Linked DNA regions of Homo sapiens: region 2 is linked to region 1. The links are chromatin loops, found by intact Hi-C in ENCODE. Cell type or tissue: K562. All regions are shown on one strand. Links, peaks and the distances in the headings refer to the core of each region. The heading gives the core; the rest is flanking DNA.

The links. A loop is a pair of places that touch in the nucleus more often than their neighbours do. Peaks named below come from ENCODE experiments on the same cell type or tissue, not always from the same donor. Only the 100,000 strongest peaks of a DNase experiment are listed, where the experiment ranks them.
Region 2: a loop joins it to region 1, with 3 times the contacts of the local background. A loop is called at or near these places in 1 of 110 quality-filtered maps.

Annotation. Positions count from the first base shown.
Region 1 is chr5:149,446,630-149,453,423 of GRCh38, reverse strand. No RefSeq gene overlaps it. Among named protein-coding and RNA genes, the nearest start is that of MIR145, 19 kb to the right of the region's middle. In K562, for the core only: a CTCF peak has its summit at 3,947; DNase peaks (open chromatin) are centred at 3,913 and 5,253.
Region 2 is chr5:149,803,275-149,810,068 of GRCh38, reverse strand. The region is part of intron 1 of PPARGC1B (PPARG coactivator 1 beta); the gene reads right to left. Among named protein-coding and RNA genes, the nearest start is that of MIR378A, 74 kb to the right of the region's middle. RefSeq lists a cis regulatory region at 4,056-4,066 and enhancers at 3,989-4,133, 3,723-4,372, 5,024-5,833. In K562, for the core only: no CTCF peak of the experiment used is centred there; a DNase peak (open chromatin) is centred at 4,058.

The DNA.
Region 1 (6,794 bases), core at 1,154-6,153:
GGTATGTCTCGGGGGAGGCAGGGATGGAGGACGGAGGGAAACAATAGCAACCCCAGAGGCAGCAGCGGCAGCTCCCTCTGTTGAGGTCCTGCTGTGCCTGGCGTCAAGTCCTGTGCTTTATGGATACCCCTGTTTTTGTGTGCTGGCATTGCTGTAGCAAATCACCTCCAACTGGGTGGCTTAAGACAGAAACTTATATCTTTCACAACTCCAGAGGCCAGAAGTCCCAAATCAAGGTGTCAGCTGGGACACGCTCCCCCGAGAGGCTCTGGGGAGAATCCTTCCTGGCCTCTTCCAACTGCTGGTGGCTTCTGGCATTCCTTGGTTTGTGGCAGCGAACTCCAATCTCTGCCTATCTCAATCTCAGTCTATCTTTACATGGAATTCTCTTTGTGCATATTTGTGTTTTGTCTCTGTGTCCAAATTTCCCTCGGCTTTTATGTTTTTAATTTATTATTATTTTTTATTGAGATGGGGTCTCTCTACATTGCTCAGGCTAGTCTTGAACTCCTGGGCTCAAGCCATCCACCGTCCTCGGCTTCCCAAAGTGTTGGGATTACAGGTATGAACCACCACATCCAACCAAATTTCCCTCTTTTTGTAAGGACACCAGTCACATTGGATTTAGGGCCCACCCTAATCCAGTATGAACTAATTTTAATTGGATTACATCTACAAAACTCTGTTTCCAAATGAGGTCACATTCACAGATTCTGATGGACGTTAAGTTTTTAGGGGACACTATTCCCCACAAATCCCTTAGTCATCACTTGATCAGAATGAATTTAGTGCTGTTAATTTATCCCACTTTACAGATGAGAAAACTAAGGCACAGGCCAGCCCAACGTCACACAGCAAGCTGACGCAAACCCAGCTCTCTGACCTACAAAGGGCAGCCTTGTCCCTAACCAGACACTGTGGCGCTGGAGGAGTACATAAGCCGCACTCAGGAGGAAGAAGGAGGCAGAAACAGGAAATTCCTTCACAGGGCAGCGTCCAAGGCTGCTTATCAGTGCAGGGACTGGACTTCAGCCTCTCGTCCTTTCTCCCCTCTTTCTCTACAGACCCCAGCGCTTCCCTGTGGCAGGCAGGAAGTGGCTTAGCTTAGTGCTCTGCTGAGGCCTGTTTTGTGCTGATCTGGCCCAAATTAGCCTGCAGAGGCAGCAGCAACTCAGGAGGAAAAGCACTGGCTGGAACAAGCTGGAAAGAATGTGTATCTGGGGTCAAGCAGAGGGGAGAGGGCGACAGCCTGCAGCCAGAGGCCCATTGCCAGGGAAGGTCCTTTATCTCCTCTGAGAGGCTGGGGTCTTTCATGTATCGGGGACACGGAAGCTCAGAGTGGTGAGGCCCAGCCCTGTGGCCTGGCCAGAGGCCCTGCATTAGCTCAGAGCTGCTGACTGGGATCGGAGGGGTATATTCCTCAGGGCAGGGGGGCCCTTAGAGACCTTGTACAACTAATCGAACATCAGACTCCCTACCTCAGAATCCTCAGGACCAGGTGAGGGGTGCACACCTGTCATCCCGGCACTTTAGGAGGTCACGGTGGGAGGATCACTTGAGGCCCCGGGTTCAAGATTACAGTGAGCTATGATCGCACCATTGCACTCCAGCCCGGACGACACAGTGAGACCCTGTCTCTAAATCAATCAATCAATCAATCAATAAGTCAATCAATACAAGAATCCTCCTCAACACAGCTCTCCAGACAGCCACTATCAATCAGTTGGAGCTGGCACAAGAGTTAAAAATTACCCTGTGGTTCTAATTCCAGACCCAGAAGTCAGCCTTGGTGGCATCTCGCAGTATACCGAGGCCCAGAGAGGTCCCACGGCTGGACGAGAGAGGCAGGTTGGGACCAGGTCTCCCCATCCAGAGTCCAGGCACTGTTTCATGAAACTGGGACTTTTTTTTTCTTTTTGAGACGGAGTCTCTCTCTGTTACCCAGGCTGGAGTGCAGTGGCACGATCTTGGCTCACTGCAACCTCTGCCTCTTGGATTAGCAATTCTCTGCCTCAGCCTCCCGAGTAGCGGGGATTACAGGTGCCTGCCACCACGCCTGGCTAATTTTTGTATTTTTAGTAGAGATGGGGTTTTACCATCCTGGCCAGGCTGGTCTTGAACTCCTGACCTCGTGATCCACCTGCCTCAGCCTCCCAAAGTGCTGGGATTACAGGCGTGAGCCACCACACCCAGCGACACTGGGACTTTTTACACAGGGGCGACACCCAAACCTTCCTGCCTTCCCCCTCACTGTGAATCACTCCTGGCTGCTACCAACAGCCAGGTTTCACAGCTGCTGCAATTGCAGCCCTGGCACTGGGGTCCGAGGACAGCTGCTCCTGTTGCAGGATCCGCCCCGTCCCCGGGCTGCGTGACCTCTTTAGTCAGGAAGCTTGAAATTGTTCTGAAGTACAAGTAGAAGTTTGCCTGGGTGAAAAAGTTCAAGGAGGGAATTCTGGGCAGAAGAATCAGCATCAGCGAGGACCAGACCCAGCAGAAGGAAGAGGGGATAGAAGGGGGCTGAAGGGGCTGGGAGGCAGCAGAGACATACGAAGCCATTGCTCACAAGACCTGGGCTCTAGTCTTGGTTTAGCTACGAGCTTGCTGGGATGCTCGGAGCAAGTCCCTGCCCTTCTGGGCCTCAGTTTCCCCATTGGTACAGTAGGGAGGCAGGGCTGGATGCTTTGTCAGGGTTCCCTAGTACCCTTCTCCTCACTTTCCTGGCCAGTGCAGGGGATCCAGATAGTGATCTTCGGAGAGGCCCAGCCTCACCTGGAACTCCGCATTTCCTGGGCCTCTGCCTGGCCCAATCTGGGATTGCAGGGAAGAGAGACACTGGTGTCCTTCTCTCCTCTCTGTGCCCAGGCAAAGGGTATGAGACACACAGTGCTCTGTGACCCTGGGAGAATCATATACGCTCTCTCTGGGTCCTTTCCTCCATGGTACAGCTAGCCACTGGCTGGGACCCAAGGCTCTGACAGCTGGGAGGGTGGCTGGAGGCAGGGACGCTTGCATAGCCAAGGAATGTGTTTACTTCCCCCATGTGCTGGAAGGAAACTGAGCAAGGCCCCTGCTGGATTCCTTCCCAGCCAGGCCTGCGGGCCTCTCCACCTCCTCCCCAAGCAGGCCCCATTGTTCTAGGCAACCCCTCTTACAAGATACATTTCTGGGACCCTCTTGCCTCATTTTACCCCTCCATGGATAGAAACCCTGACACAGTTGGGGTAACCCATTGGTGTCAGGCTCTTGGCCTGGACCCAGGACCTGGGGCCCTCCCCACCAGCTTTGTATCTAACCACTGTGAGGCCCTGACAAGTTCCTTGCCTGCTACAGCCTCAGTTTCCCCTTTCTATTATGAGGGGATAGGGGGAAGTGGGCTCTAAAGGCTCCTTCGGTCCCAGGAGTCAGTGCCTCAGCGACGCCTCCTGGGAAGGCAGGGTCATCCGACAGTTGTGAGCACGGGCTGCCATTTGCCGGGAGGCTCCAGCACATGGAAGTGCCAGGCTCCATTCCAGGTGCTGCAGACACAGCAGCAAATGAGACAGTGCAGTCCGGTCCTCAGCGAGAGGGGCCATGTTGAACAAATACTTCATGGTAAACTGGGTGCATGTTCCAGAGTAGACTCGTGATGAACCAGTTATGAGAGAGGGAAGAGCCTGCTCTAGATTGGGGTCAGGGAAGGGCTGGCCGGGGAGGTGACATCTGGGTTGAGATGTGGAGGAGAGACGGTACCAGTGTCAAGAAAGGGGTGGGGGAGAGTGCTCCAGGCTGAAGGCCAGTTCGTCCAGTGGAATGAGGGGCAAAGACTGAGTGGAGAGCATGGGGGTCAAGGAAGTGGTTCCAACATTTACAGCCTGGGGGACCTGAGAAAGGGCCCTTAACCTCCCCAGTGTCATTTTCACCATCTGTAAATCAGTGATAGTATCCTGAGGCTTTAATCATGTAGCGCCCCCTGCTTGCTTCAGGGCCTCAGGAAGAAGAAGCACTAAAATGGCAGCGAAGTGTCTAGTTACGCTGTGTGCAGGTGTGATTTCTATTAGTCTGCTTATATTTTATAACCCGCTTCCCTTTGCTTGTGCATTTTTTCTGGTCTCTGGAGCTTGATTTAAGATCTTTGTTTTTTTATTCTTTTGCTCCTATTTTTTAATTTGTACTTTCATGTTACGTTTTATGCATTCCTTTACACTTCTGTTAAGGTGACATTATTAATATTATTATTACTGCTATTATTATTATTTTCCATGAGTCTATATTACAAGCAGAAAATGGAATTGTGGGAGAATGCTTCCAAGTGTGTAAGCTGCTGTGCAAATGTGAGGAATTCTTATCACATACCCAAACTGTCTTGGAGCTGCACTGATATATAACATATTGCATCATGGAATCAAAAACTCCCTGCAAACCTGCAGCCCCAGCCCTGTGCCAGGGAGAGGCAAACATGAGGCATTTTTCCCCATGTGGCTTTAGGGACTAGAGTGAAGGATGTCCCAAAAGGAGACAAGTCCCATAGGAAAGGCTGAGGAAACTGGGAAGAGAAGCTCTGGGAGCCCAGAGCACTGTCTGAAAGACTGGGTGGCCCTCCTGAGGGAGAGAACTGGGTTCGTATGCAGAGTGAATGAATGAATATGAGGCAGAATTTTCTAACACTTTTCTGGCAAATCTATTCCAAAGACAAAGTGACCTGAGAGGTAGCAAGCACCCTGTCACTCTAGCTGTGTGAACTGTACAGTTACTCTTTCTATTAATACAGTGGTTTGGAGAGGATTCAAGCGTTGGGTGGAAGATGTGTGTATTGGGGGTGGGGGATGGGAGGGTGAAGGCTATGGGAAAATGAGAAGAAATAATGTGTCATCAATTAGGATTAGATTTGACTGCAGGAAACAGAAGCCCAAAACAGTAATGGCTTATATAACATGGATACTTTTCTTTCTTACTTACGTCTTTCTCCCATGAAAGTCTGAGGATGAGTGATCCGGGCTGGTGTGGCAGCTCTTCTCTGCCTGATTGCAGGGGTAAGGGAGTGGGAGGGGGCTCATGGCTCCTGTCTTTCAAATCACATTCCCTATCGTGTGGCCTTCATCCTCATGGTCCAAAATGGTGGCCAGCATATCCACATTCCAGGGAGCAAGATGAAAGAAGGGACAGTGACAGAAGGATGAAGGGGCAAAGGTGGAAAAGGAAAAGGAAGATTCTCAGAAGCTGCCAGGGGTGTCGATGCTCTCATCTCATTGGCTAGACTTAGTCACATGGCCATGGCCAGTGGCAAAGGAGGACGGGAAATGTTGTCTTCATTCTGGGTGGCCGTGGTCGCAGCTACCAAGTCCATCTTTGTGGAAGGGGAGAACGGATGTTGAGGGACAATCAGCAGTCTCTTCCCTAGATGATATTCTTGATCTCTTTCCATTCTAAAAGTCAAGTCCATGCGTTTGTTGTTCTCAATTCTCTATCACTATAGCCAAGGTCTGAACACTTGCCGTTGGCCCAAAGCAGGGATCTGAGTGACATGGAATGGTGAGACAGGTGAGGGAGGGTAGGAGAGCTCAGAGAGATGCCGGATATTAGAGAAGGGCAGCCTCTCCATTCTTCTTGCTGACTAAGCATCTTCCCAGTGTTTGGAAGTCTGTCCCTGGGAACATGTGAGCTGAGCAACCTGAAAAATTGCCTTCCCTTGGGGCAAAAGGTGTTCTGTCCTTGGCTTTCAAAGCTGGGCAAGTTGTGAAATGGGTACTTGAAGGATGTTTCCAAATTTGTACAAAAATGGAGGTGAAGCTATTGTTCACTGTGTCAGGAAGGGCCCTGGATTTAACTGCTTCTGTGAAGGGATTCATTCTGGAATTCAGAATCAGGAAAACGCTTATCTCCAGCTGAGCTCATATGACTTTCTTAGTCTGCCGACACATCAGATAGTGCAGTGGCCCTCTGTTGTGTTTGTTTCTTAGCATTATGCCTTTCACCTCCTTTTGGTAACATCACCTGCTTTTCTTCTGTGCAACCCATCCCCTCCCCACCTCAGCTTTCAGTCCATGTGGTTCCGATGGGGCTGATTCCATCCACTCTTCTCCTCCAGGGGGTGAGCACAATGCTCAGGCCTGTCTAATTGGAGTCATGGTGATGAATCTGGATTTGTTCATGGTTCAGTTTGGGCCATTAAGAGACAGCCCTGGGACTTTTGCTAACTTAAGTGGTGGGGCGGTGGGGAGGGGTGAGGGGAAACACATCTTTTCCAGTGTGGGTGCTAAGCTGATAAGATGTAAATCTGGAGTTGCTGGTGGCTATTTTTGCACCTTATAGAAAGAGTTTTCCTGGGAATGAGGGAATAAAATCAATACACAGGACAGCAGAGCAGAGAATGGAGAGTGTGACACATTACCAGTGACATTACTGGGCCCCTGGAACCAGCCATGCCTGAAGCTGTTATACCCCTGAATTTCTTTCTTTTTTTTTTTTTTTGTTGAGATGGAGTTTCACTCTTGTTGCCCAGGCTGGAGTGCAATGGCTCCATCTCAGCTCACTGCAACATCTGCCTCCCGGGTTCAAGTGATTCTCCTGCCTCAGCCTCCCTAGTGGCTGGGATTACAGGTGCGTGCCACCACACCCGGCTAATTTTTTATTTTTAATAGGGACAGGGTTTCTCCATGTTCGTCAGGCTGGTCTCAAACTCCCGACCTCAGGTGATCCACCCACCTCAGCCTCCCAAAGTGCTGGGATTACAGGCATGAGCCACCGCACCCAGCCTACTTCTGAATTTCATAGTATATGAGTCAATGTTCTTTTTTGCATAAGCTGGTTTAAAC
Region 2 (6,794 bases), core at 1,005-6,004, 360 kb before region 1:
GTTGCTTGCCCTCTCCGCATCTCTCAAGACCAGCCTCCCTCCTGGAACAGTTGTGTGGCTTGAGTGTCCACCCCGGGGCCTCTGTGCTGGAGCCTTCCTCAGCCTGGAACGCCTTCTCTCTCCTTCATCTCCCATAGCGGCTCCCTTCTTTCTATCCTCATCCCAGGTTGAACGTCCCTCCCCAGATGGGCCTCCCTGACCACTGCACCCCAAATGGCCATCCCGTCTCTGGCCTACCTAGCACCCTGCTGGAATTCCCTCGATTAGCACTTATCATTCTCTGCTATCCCCTGCCTCCTTTTATCAGTATGTTTTTAAATTGTGGTAAAATATAAATAACATGAAATTGATTAATTTTTTTTTTTTTTTTTTTTTTTTTTTAAGAAAGGATCTCACTCTGTCGCCCGAGCTGGAGTGCAGTAACATGATCATGGCTGATTGCAGCCTTGAATTCCCGGGCTCAAGCAATCCTCCCGCCTCAGCCTCCTTAGTAGCTAGGACTACAGGTGCACACCACCACTCCCAGCTTGCTTGCTTGCTTATCTATCTATCTATCTATCTATCTATCTATCTATCTATCTATCTATCTATGGTAGAGATGGATCTATCTATCTATCTATCTATCTATGGTAGAGATGGATCTATCTATCTATCTATCTATCTATGGTAGAGATGGATCTATCTATCTATCTATCTATCTATCTATCTATCTATCTATGGTAGAGATGGATCTATCTATCTATCTATCTATCTATCTATCTATCTATCTATCTATCTATGGTAGAGATGGATCTATCTATCTATCTATCTATCTATCTATCTATCTATCTATCTATGGTAGAGATGGATCTATCTATCTATCTATCTATCTATCTATCTATCTATCTATCTATGGTAGAGATGGATCTATCTATCTATCTATCTATCTATCTATCTATCTATCTATCTATCTAAGGTGGAGATAGGGGTCTTTCTGTGTTGTCCAGGCCGGTCTCAAACTCCTGGGCTCAAGCAGTCCTCCTGCCTTGGTCTCCCAAAGTGCTAGGATTATAGGCATGAGCCACCATGCCTGGCCCATTTTAAACATTTTTAAGTGTGCAGTTCAGTGGCATTAAGTACACCCACATTGCTATGCAGCCATCACCACCATCCATCTCCAGAACTACCCCCATTACTAATTTATCTACTTGTTTACTGCTGCCTCCCACAACTGGCAGCTCCATGTGAGCAGGGGCTGTGTCTGGGTTTGCCTTGTTGCCCACTGTATCCCAAATGCCCAGCATAATGCCTGGCACATAGTAGGTGCTCAATAAACATGCGTTCAAGAAACAAAATGAGTGTCTTGTAAAGGGTATAGGACCGTGTACAAAAACAAGAGAGCGCAACATGTGCATTTTTTCCACACAGCCCCAAGACAAGACCAAGCTTCCTGGCAGCCTCAGTCACCAGATAACAATTTCAGGTTTTGTCAAAGTCTGTGGGGGGCAAAAACGCTGAGAGTTCAGTTTCTTTCCTGGTTCCAGGCCCCTCTACAAGGTCAAGAATGAAGATACATGATCACACAAACCACCTGACATCAACACTCACCATTTCAACACATCAGCTCTACCGAGAGCAACATTTTATCAGTTGCTGAAGGGCAGGCACAAAAATAGACTGCAGGGATCAAATGCCATCCTCAGCTGCTCTCTTGACTCTCAGGAGTGAAAGGCCCTGGCATCCAAGGACCCCAGGGCCTGGGGACCTGAAGGCAGGGGTCAGCTGTTCCAGTAGTTCACAGAAATTGGGAGGTGGAGCTGGGGCTGGAATTAGGGTGCCTTACACATCAAAATACTCAGTCATCAAGGTAGATCATATTTTAATGCAATTTTAAAATTAATGCAAAATATCCACCCAAGATTAACAAAATACCAAAATTCTAAGTAAAGGTGAGGTCAGTGGTGCCAATTTTTTCCCTCTTGCCTCGGTTCCTGTAGGGCTACGCATGGCCCCGTTGCTGTTTCTGCCTTTGTTTTAAAATTGGATATTTTGTTCAGCATGGATATTTATATCAATTATTTTTTAAACACTGATATAAATAGGATTGATCTTGACGACTGAGTTTTTTAGCATCTCCTTAAATTTTGTGCCAGAGCCAAGTGCCTCCTTTGCCTTACCTTAGCCCTCACCTGGGCGGGATTAGATGGAGAAAGTTACTGTTCATGCAGGTGACTAAAATGGGACCATGTCTCGGGTCACGCCATTTAGTGGGGCCTCAGTTTCAACATCTCTGCAATGGGGCCCATAACCTCCTAGTTGCTGTGGAATTGCTCCAGCCCTCATGAGGTATTTAGGAAAACTGTAAAATGCTTATAAGAAACTCTCCAGGAACTGTTATTAAATTCTTCTCAAAGATGGTGAATGGCCTGCCAGGATGGGGGGTGGCATTCAGCTTTGAGGTGAGTTACAAAACACGTGCCCTATTTCTAATGAAAGGAGTGAAGTTAGTGAAATGCATCGATTTTGCTTAAGAAAAGAAAGAGACTGGAGCAGATTCCTGGTTCTTCCTGCAATCAGGATGTCCTCTGGCAGTCTACTCGCTGGAATTCTGACCTTGGTCCTGAGTCGGAAGGAAAGCAAAGGGTGACTGTTGCTCATGTCACACGGCTGAAGGGGCGACCACTGACACCCTGCTCATGAGCTGGCAGGTGCTTCCTTTCCTTGCCATGTTGTGTGGGATTTCCTCAAAATTCAGATGTGCCTAGGGACATGCCAGCCATCCTCCTGTGTCAGGAGGATGACAAAGTACCTGACTTTGGGAGGACAGAAAAGTGCTGGACTGCTGATAGTTTTATGACATGGTGAATGGACTTAATGCCACTGTTTTGTACTTTATAAATGGTAAATTTTAGTCTGAGCAACGTGGCAAAACCCTGTCTCTAAAAAAAAAAAAAATACAAAAATTGGCCAGGCACAGTAGCGTATGCCTATTGTCCCAACTACTCTGGAGTCTGAGGTGGAAGGATCACCTGATCCCAGGAAGTTGAGGCTGCAGTGAGCTGTGATGGTACCACTGCACTACTCTAGCCTAGATGACAGAGCAAGACCCTGTCTCAAAAAGGAAAAAAAAAAAGGGTAAATTTTATGTTAGGTACATTTTACCACAATTTTTTTTAAAAAGTTGGCCAGGCACAGTGGCTCAAGCCTATAATTCCAGCACTTTACGAGGCCAGGGTGGGTGGACGGCCTGAGGACAGGAGTTCGAGAGCAGCTGACCAATATGGTGAAACCCCGTCTCTACTAAAAATACAAAAATTAGCTGGGCATGGTGGTGGGTGCCTATAATCCCAGCTACTCGAGAGGCTGAGGCGGGAGAATCGCTGGAACCCAGGAGGCGGAGGTTGCAGTGAGCCGAGATCACACCATTGCACTCCAGCCTGGGCGACAACAGCGAAACTGTCTCAAAAAAAAAAAAAAAAAAGTCCCAGAGACCTAAAAAAACAAAGTGTCCCACACACTCCATCTGGAGGTGTTTTCTGGGGTCCTATAGTGTCCACGTTCTCTGGTTCTATTTCCGCATCTCCTGCCCTGGCTGGCAGGAGAGACCGAGGGAGCAGGGCCAGGGCTCAGCTGAGAAGCCCTTTTTCTTGTAAACACTGTTATAAATAACCCAGAAAGAGGTAGAAAGGGGGTCCTGGCAAGAGAGTGAAGGTCAGGCAGCCCCTTCATGGCATTTAAGGAAATGTCATGCTCAACAGGGCAGCAAGATGCCAGTGCACACCTTCAGCCCAGTGCTGCCTGGAGCTGACTGCCGCCTTGCTGTCATGCCAGAGCCCCCAGGCAGCACTCACACACCCAGGATATGCAGCCCTCTCAGGTGGCCGGCTCCTGGGGTTTATGAACAGACAGGGGACCCTCAGGTGGGTGGACAGGCAGTAGGTAGCTGGCGATTCCCCCTTCCCAGTAGGCTGGGGGCCTCGGCAGGCCAGAGCTGAAGTCAGTTCCCCAATAACCCAGGCCAGGACTCCACACCAGCCTGGGCTTGTCAGCCAACACATGACCAGGCCGAGGGAGAGATGACTCAGCAGTGCTCGGCCCACAGCTGCCCCTGCTGCTGCACAGCGTGGGAGCTGGAGGGGCCTCACAGCCCATCTGGTCCTGTGGTTCCCACACTGGGCTCCCTGGGGAACCCCCACAGCTCCACCATGGCCCTGGGCTTTGAAATGGGAGGAATTATGAAAGAGTTAATTAGGTTTCCCATGTTTATTAACCAAAAGTCATATAGTGGCAACCCATCATATTCCTATTTAACCAGAGTGAATTTAACATTATGTGATTGGCAAAAAAGATAAATAGGCCAGGCGCAGTGGCTTACACCTGTAATCCCAGCACCAAGGTGGGTGGGTCAGATCACCTGAGGTCAGGAGTTCGAGACCAGCCTGGCCAACATGGCAAAACCCCATCTCTACTAAAAATACAAAAATTAGCCAGGCGTGGTGGTGCACGCCTGTAATCCCAGCTATTCGGGAGGCAGAGGCAGGTGAATCGCTTGAACCCGGGAGGCAGAGGTTGCAGTGAGCCGAGATCATGCCACTGCACTCCAGCCTGGGGGACACAGTGAGACTCCGTCTCAAAAAAACAAATAAATAAATAAATAGCCATATTTCTATTTCTTTCTTACACATTAGAAGTAGGGTGATGTATCTTGCATGTGAATTCTCTATTTGCATAAACTCATATACACGTACCTATTTTCCATATACACTACTTTGTAGGCTATTTAAGGACCCTATGATAGTTAATTTGACCCAAACCCCAGACTAAGAAACCACTCCCCAAGTCCATGGTATTTACCACTCAGGGTGTCTGAGCAGCCTGTGAGAATCCAGCAAAGTGGGCATTCCCCATGTTATCTATGTGACTTTGAAAGAATGGGGAGGGGAAAGTTCTCCACACCTGTTAGTACCTTTGAGAGTCTTCCTGGGTTCCAGAAGCCCAGGCAACATCACGAAGGAGGAAGCTCCCATCAAGAGGGGCAGGGCTTGCCCACCATGCCCAGCGAGCTGGAGGCAGAGCGGATACCAGGGCTCATCGCTCACTCTCCTGCTGAAAACCCTCCCCTGACTTCTCATTGCCCTTGACTAAAACCCGGAGTCCTCAGGGGCCGAGTGCAGCTGGAGCCTGCCTGCTTTCTCACCACCTCCTGGACTCTCCCACCCTCCCTATACAGTAGGCATGGTGGCCTTCTTCCTTCCCATGGAACACAACCCTCTGTCTGGGGCTGTCCACCTGGGACACCTCCCCCAGGTCCTGGGGCCACCTTCCCACTGTTCAGTCGCAGTGAGAGAGGCCTTCCCCAACACTCCAATCCTTCCACTCACGGGGATTACATCACTGTGGGTTTTTGTTTTTGTTTTTTTGAGACAGCGTCTCACTCTGTCGCCCCAGCTGGAGTGCAGCGGTGTGAGCTCACCTCACTGCAATCTGTCTCCTGGGTTCAAGCGATTCTCCTGCTTCAGCGTCCCGAGTAGCTGGGACTACAGGCATGCTCCACCACCTGGCTAATTTTTGTATTTTTGGTAGAGATGGGGTTTCGCCATGTTGGCCAGGCTGGTTTCAAGCTCCTGACCTCAAGTGATCTACCCACCTCAGCCTCGCAAAGTGCTGGGATTATAGGTGTGAGCCACCGCACCCGGCCGCATCACTGTGTTTTAAGCATAGCATGGAACCAGGGACCATCCGTCTCCTCTCCAGAATATAAACTGTCCAAGCACCTGGCCTTGTCCTTTGCTGAGTCCCAGCACCTGGAAAGGTGCCAAGCACTGAGTAGGTGCTTACTAAACCTTTGCAGGACGGGAGGGTGTGGGGTGGAGGCGCAGAGGCACTATTTCCCAGGACAGTTTTGGCATCTCTGCCTCACACTATCGTGAAGGCTGCAGTCTCTCTCACACTAACCCCCCTTTACCGGGGGTTGAGGGGTGGTTTCCTTCCGCATCCATTTATTCCCTTATGGAAACTCCTGCCTTTCCTTTTCCAGTGGGTCAGATGATGAGAAACGCAGACCCACAGGCTCCCAGATAAAGCTGGTGGGAAAGAGGTTCTCTTTGGCCCCAGCAGGCTCTCCTTGGTCATGTGGTCAGTGAGGGCCAGAGGCCAAGGGAAGCCAAGGAGGCCTGCTGAGCAGACCACCACTCGCTCAGGTCCTGCAGACTCGAGGCTCTGGCTGGCCTCCTAAGCCACAGCTGAGCCTGCCTTATGTAGAAGTGCGTTCCAGAGCGAAGAACTGGGCGAGTACAATGAATCTGTGTCAACTGAATCACACGTTTCCACACTCCCTTCTTCTCAAGTAATAGGGATGTGTCCTGGGGTGGGGGTGGCACTGCAGCAGGCTCCCCACCCCTGGGCCTCCTTACTGTGTGCTAATGACAGAATAACAGGCACCTGAACTAGGAAAGGGGGAAAATCAGATGCTTGATTGCCACCCAGGACTAAGAGAAACAGGCAGGAGGCGAGGAACTCTCTCAATGACAGAACAAGGAGGTGTTTTGTCAAATGAAGCCCCTGCCATACGCACATGTAAGTACCACGAGAACCCACTTTCCTGCCCTACTAGGTTTCTCCCACTCTACTAGGACTGGTGGGTCTCAGGGCTCATAAAAATCCTTTATGCTGTAAATTAGATATTCTCCCATTTGACACTCACAACAGGGCAGAGGTTAAGCCATTTTTCAAACAGGAAAGCTGAGGTTCAGAGAGGGAAAGTGAGCTGCCTAAAGTCACAGAGCAAGTCAAAGACAGGACCAGGACTAGAATCT